Linked DNA regions of Homo sapiens: region 1 is linked to region 2. A link is a contact called in ENCODE Hi-C or POLR2A ChIA-PET data. All regions are on one chromosome and are shown on one strand. The core of a region is the stretch at or near the end of the contact, and the rest is flanking DNA. Distances in the headings are between cores, read along the strand shown. Region 1 holds the start of LINC02663 (long intergenic non-protein coding RNA 2663). Region 2 overlaps LINC02663 (long intergenic non-protein coding RNA 2663).

Region 1 (2,700 bases), core at 189-2,688, 53 kb before region 2:
CCAAAGGTGTATTCCTCCCTGAGCCCTTCCTATCTCGAAATATTGAATAGCCCTGGGAGGGACATTGTCTCCCCAGCCAGAAAGGTCTTATAAGATGTCAAAACATCAATATAGACAAAAAATAGAAGTATATGTATACAGTGTATCTACAATGCACTTGAAAAATTCCGTAGCAAATTTATTGGACTTTCACTGAAATTACACAGTACTGTAGATTGAGAATCAACATTATGATTTTCATCTTCTTTAGTTAAAAATTATGCATTATTTTATTTAAACTAGTCTTATTTTAATGATGAAATTATATATTGCACATTTATTGTTTTGCTTATTCGTACTGGTTAATTGTATTGCCAAAAAAACCTATTTTCTCCTTAAAATTTGTGTTTAATTATACAGACCTACTACTTAGCTATTGATGTTTTCCTCCCGTTTTAATGAGAAATGAATTACATACAATAAAACTCAGTTTGTTTAGATTTGCCATTGTGTACAGTCATGTGACAGATACAGCAGAGATTATAAAGATATTAAATACATATCTGTTTTTTAAAATGAAGTATTAGGAAATTTGGACTAACTCATACCATGGCAGGCAAAAATAAATAAATAAATAAATACATAAATACATAAATACATAAATAAAAATTTGAAAGAAATAAAAGCACTAAATGGTATTTGTTATAGATTGATAAGATTTAAAAATACTAGGATTATTCTGGATAAGAACACTGTCAATTACATGTGTCGCAAATACAGCAGGTCCTTGAATTAATGTTGTTTCATTCCATGTCGTTTTGTTACAATGTTGATGCGGCTGGGGCCACAATGTGGAGTTAGAACGCTCTCCCACGCCGCCACGGGTTTTCTCCAGGCACTCTGGTATCCCCCACCTCCCAGAGATGTGCACATTAAGTGAACTGGCGAGACTGAACAGTCCCAGTCTGAGTGAGTGTGGGTGTGTCAGTGGTGACAGAGATCCGAGTTACCCCATTACTGATATGCGTCCATAGCAACTTCAGTCCTTGCCTCCTCAGAAGAAAGAATTGGAATGAGGGGCATAAATCAGAGTGAATGAGGCAAGTTTCAGAGTAAGAGTGGAAGTTTACTAAAAAGCCTTTAGAACAGGAAGGAAAGGAAAGACCGCTTGGAAGGGATCCAAGTGGGCGCTTGAAGGTGGAGAGAAAAGAGAGAAAGATGGGGCCTTCAACCTTGCTCCTGAGACTTTATAGGCTCGCCTCTTTCCCAAGACTCTCCCTTTAAGATGGGCTTTCCGCATGCGCTGTGCCCACCTCACCCTTGGGAACTGAGCATGCGCATTGTTTTTAGGGCACTTACCCAGACGCCCATCTGAGGCTTTTCTCCCCTATTCCGATGGAATGTGTCCCCGGAAGCTGATACTTCGCCATTTTTTTTTTTTTTTTTTTTTTTTTTTTGTCTCTTAACAGGCGGGCTGAGGAAGTTGCCTCTCTCTGGCGCCTGCATTCAATGAACGTTTGTAATGTTAGCAGGTGTGGACCTTGAGGAGATTTTCTCTCCCTGGCTGCCCAATTATCATTTTTAGAGAGGCAATGCGATAATTGCTGAACGATGTCACCTGACATTCCTAGCGGGTGGGAGAGAGCCCTCTCCTGCCCCGCTCATTGCCTAACTACCTGTAACAGGTGTGTGGGTGAGTGCTCCCTGTGATGGAACGGTGTCCTGTTCAGGACTGGGTGCCACCTGGCACCTTGAGCTGCCAGGACCGGCTCGGGCTGCTCGCGATCCCAAACTAGAACAAATGGGTAAATATCTTGCTTGATTTTTAAAATCTTTCTTTAATATACGAATAGCTCATATTTGTTCCAGTGTTTAATACCAGAAGTGTTTCGGGTCTTTATTTAGAAGTTTGGTGATGTTTTTGCAACCAGAAATATGCTGTAGGAACTTAACTCTTGTTGATATCAACTAGCCTATGGGCAAATAGTTTCTTTATACCTAGTTTCACTTAAAGTTGCAGTTGCCAAGAACCTAGTACATAAGTGAGGACTTACTCTATCGTCTTCCATTCTGCAGCTTATTATTATTATTATTATTATTATTATTATTGAGACGAAGTCTCACTCTGTCGCCCAGGCTGGAGAGCAGTGGCGCGATTTCAGCTCACTGCAACTTCCACCTCCCGGGTTCAAGCCATTCTCCTACCTCAGCCTCCCGAGTAGCTGGAACTACAGGCACCCGCCACCACGCCTGGCTAATTTTTGTATTTTTAGTAGAGACGGTGTTTCGCCATATTGGCCAGGCTGGTCTAGAACTCCTGACCTCAGGTGATCCACCCGCCTCGGCCTCCCATAATGCTGGGATAACAGGCGTGAGCCACCGCGCCCGGCCTTTGTTTACTTTTTTAGTGGTACCATTTGATAAACGGACATTCTGGCTTTTTGTTGTTCAATTTCTAAATATTTTTATGACTATTGCATTTTGTACCTTATTTAGCAATTATTTTCCTACTGGATATTTTCTGTATTCTAATTCTAGAAGTTTTGTTATTTTGCCTCAGATTTAGATCTAGAAATCACTTGTAATTAATTTCTGTATATGGTGTGATGTAAGAATTAAGGTCCATTTTTCCCCCTCAACGGACCAACCTCATTTATTAAAAGACTTGTTCAGTGGCACCTTCTTGATCAAAAATTAAATGGTTTATGTATGCTTGGATCT
Region 2 (2,757 bases), core at 35-2,534:
TAACTTATCAGAGTTAGAGGATTTACCTAGAAATACAACCATAAAAGTTGTTAAGATCCACATAGTTTTGGGATTTTTCAGAATCCTTTAGATAGCACTTAATATCTGTAGTGTGATATTCTGTCAGACATAAAGAATATGGAAAACATACAGAATTTCACTAACTCCAAATATTAAATATGTAAATATTTTGAGAGCCAAGGTGTTACAGTCTTGCCAATGCACCACCATGTCGCAGTTTCTCGTTGCCTGACGTAGTAATCCAGAGTTATTTGTCTTATGACCAAGAAAGTTAAGGAGTGTTAACACGAAGGGTGAGGGTGGAGTGAAAGTTTAATAAGCTAAAGAAGAAAGCTGTCCGCTGTGGAGAGGAGAACTGGAAGAGGGTTGCCATTTTTACAGTTGAATGCAAAAGCGTTTATAGGAAACCACTGAGGGCTGGGCATCTCATTTGCATAAGGCCTAAGTTTCTGGTAGCTCCACCTTGTCCTTCTAATGCACATGCAGGCCCTTAGCTTGAGTTACTCCATAATAGCTTTGTTCCCTTTACCATTCACGTGTCAGGGAATGGAATTTCCCCATGTGGGCGTATCTGAGCAAGTTGCCTATGTAGCTTTTCTTATCAGTACAGCCTTGGGCATGTCTTAGGCAAGCCCCCTTGTGCAAGTTCCCTTATCTGTGCCTGCAGGCTGTTCTTTGTTCTAAAGGTTTCAACCAAGGACCCACCCTAACTGCCCTCCTGATCAGGTTTTTTCCTTTCTCCTCTGTCAAAGATAGTTTCATTAAATGCAAGGGCTATTGTAGGCCAAGTAGTTTACAAATTCCATGCCTAGACCAGGAACATGGCCTATGAGAGTTTCAGAATGCCCCAGAGTAATCTTTTTGAGCTGTAAAGTTCCTGTTATAGAGAGTAATGATATAGGAGTTAAGAAGAAATCATTTAGGCAGATAGTGAGGGTACAGGAGTCCTCTGCAAGCTTTTCCTTTTAATGAAAAGCAGCCCCCAAATTATTTTCTTTTCTTATAAAGAGCAGCCTGTAAAATTGAGCTGCAAACATAGACAAGAAAGCTGGAAGCTTGCAGGGGGCACTGTTGGCAGTTGTGCCAATAGGAAAAGGCTGCCTGGGACTAGGCATGTTTAAATGGCGACCCCATGTTCCCTTCTCTTTGCCAGCCATGTGTGCAGTAAGAAGCAGACAAGAACGGAGCTGGCCAAGTGGAAAGTCCATTTGCATAATAAGATGAGGGTGGGGCAGCCAGCCTTCCCTGTGCTATGTAAATGTCACACCTGTTCCAACCAATCTGTGGGCCCTACGTAACTCAGACATTGCCTCCTCAAGACTGCCTATAAAATCTGGTGCTCTCCACCACAGGCCATATTTTGCTTTTGGAAGCTCCTCTTTCTCACAAAGGAGAGAGCTATTCTCCTTTCTCTTCTGCCAGTTAAACTTTGCAGTCATTAACCTACCCATGTGTGTCCGTGTCCTTAATCTTGGTGCCAGATGACAAACCTCAGGTATTTCCCCAGACAACGAAACCGCTTCATTAATGGCAGTTTAACATGTTCTAGTAAGTTGGATGAAAGGAATCTAGTCACAGTCAGTATAAAAAAAATTGTTTAATAAGTAATCCCCATTAGGCAAGAGGAAATTGTCCTCATAGAAATTAAACATCCATTAACCCCAAGATTTAAAGTTCAGTCTACAAGTATTCAGGAGAATTAAACATTCTTTAATTCATACTTTAATATAAAACTAAGTGCTCATTTTGTATTTTATTTACTTGTAATGTTTAAGAGACTTCAGCTTGCTAGTATTATGGGGAGCCTTTGATTCCAATTTAAACTTGTTTAGAAAATAATTGCTCTAGTTTTATGATTTTAAGTAAAAATCTTATTAAGTTAAAATACACTATTGAACATGTAATAGAACTTGGTTTCTATACTTATATGTTTAATTTTACAAGGCTAAAAGAATTACTAAGTATTTGGGAAGTTTTATCACTCAGATCATTGGAACACTTCTTTAAAATGAAAGTGACAATATTTAATTGGTAAATGAGATTTAATTTTTAATGGCATATAATTAAGGTTTTTAATGGAACTGAATTTAATAAATGGTCTCTTTAAAGTGTTAGAATTTTCTAGTAAATAAACAGCAAGATTTGTAACCAGAATTAAAATTTTTAAAGAAAAATAAGACTTCTGAATGTATGACTTAAATAAAGTATATATTAATTATTAAAATAAAACTGATCTTTTCTGCACAGGAATAGGTTACATTATTAAACACCAAAAGTCATACATTTCTCAGTTTTAGAAGGAAGGAGAATGTTAATACAATTCCTCAAATATGTCATGAATTTGGGAGAACTATATATGAATGAATATGAGTAAGTACAAGTTTTGTAGTAATTGATGATAAAAGGAAGAAAAGTAACACGACATTGCTATTTTGAATAAGTCTGATGTCATAGTATCTTTTTTTTTCCCTTAATGAGTCAAGAAATACTAGCTCCTAAATATTTCACTGAGTAATCCAGTGAATGCAGCTAAACTTATTTTAGGTACAGATGGTTAAAAATACATTCCTTCTCTGCTTATTGGCATTATTAAATTTGCTATAAAACCTGTTTTTCCACCAGCTGCAGATCATGTAAAGGTAAGTGTTTATACAAAACTTAGCATAATATTGTGCAAACTGCATGGGCTTTAGAGTTGAACCTGAGGTTTGAACTTTGACCTGCCCTTTATTTAGA

Evidence for each region. A loop is a pair of places that touch in the nucleus more often than their neighbours do. ChIA-PET counts read pairs that join two places held with the same protein, here RNA polymerase II (POLR2A).
Region 1: a loop to region 2 is called in a map of K562, with 2.3 times the contacts of the local background. The contact joins the promoter of LINC02663 here to the enhancer-like site in region 2. A Hi-C loop is called at or near these places in 1 of 168 maps with a recorded cell type or tissue (K562). POLR2A ChIA-PET finds 5 or more read pairs at or near these places in 1 of 52 experiments (K562).

Annotation. Positions count from the first base shown.
Region 1 is chr10:9,876,832-9,879,531 of GRCh38, reverse strand. LINC02663 (long intergenic non-protein coding RNA 2663) reads left to right here and starts at 1,438. Exons shown (of 10, transcript XR_930644.2): 1 at 1,438-1,784. RefSeq lists a silencer at 2,254-2,416.
Region 2 is chr10:9,823,483-9,826,239 of GRCh38, reverse strand. The region is part of intron 1 of LINC02663 (long intergenic non-protein coding RNA 2663); the gene reads left to right. Among named protein-coding and RNA genes, the nearest start is that of LINC02663, 53 kb to the left of the region's middle. Within about 2 kb of position 1,284, at least 2 of the 41 ENCODE cell types and tissues checked have a DNase peak (open chromatin) inside an H3K27ac peak, as active enhancers do.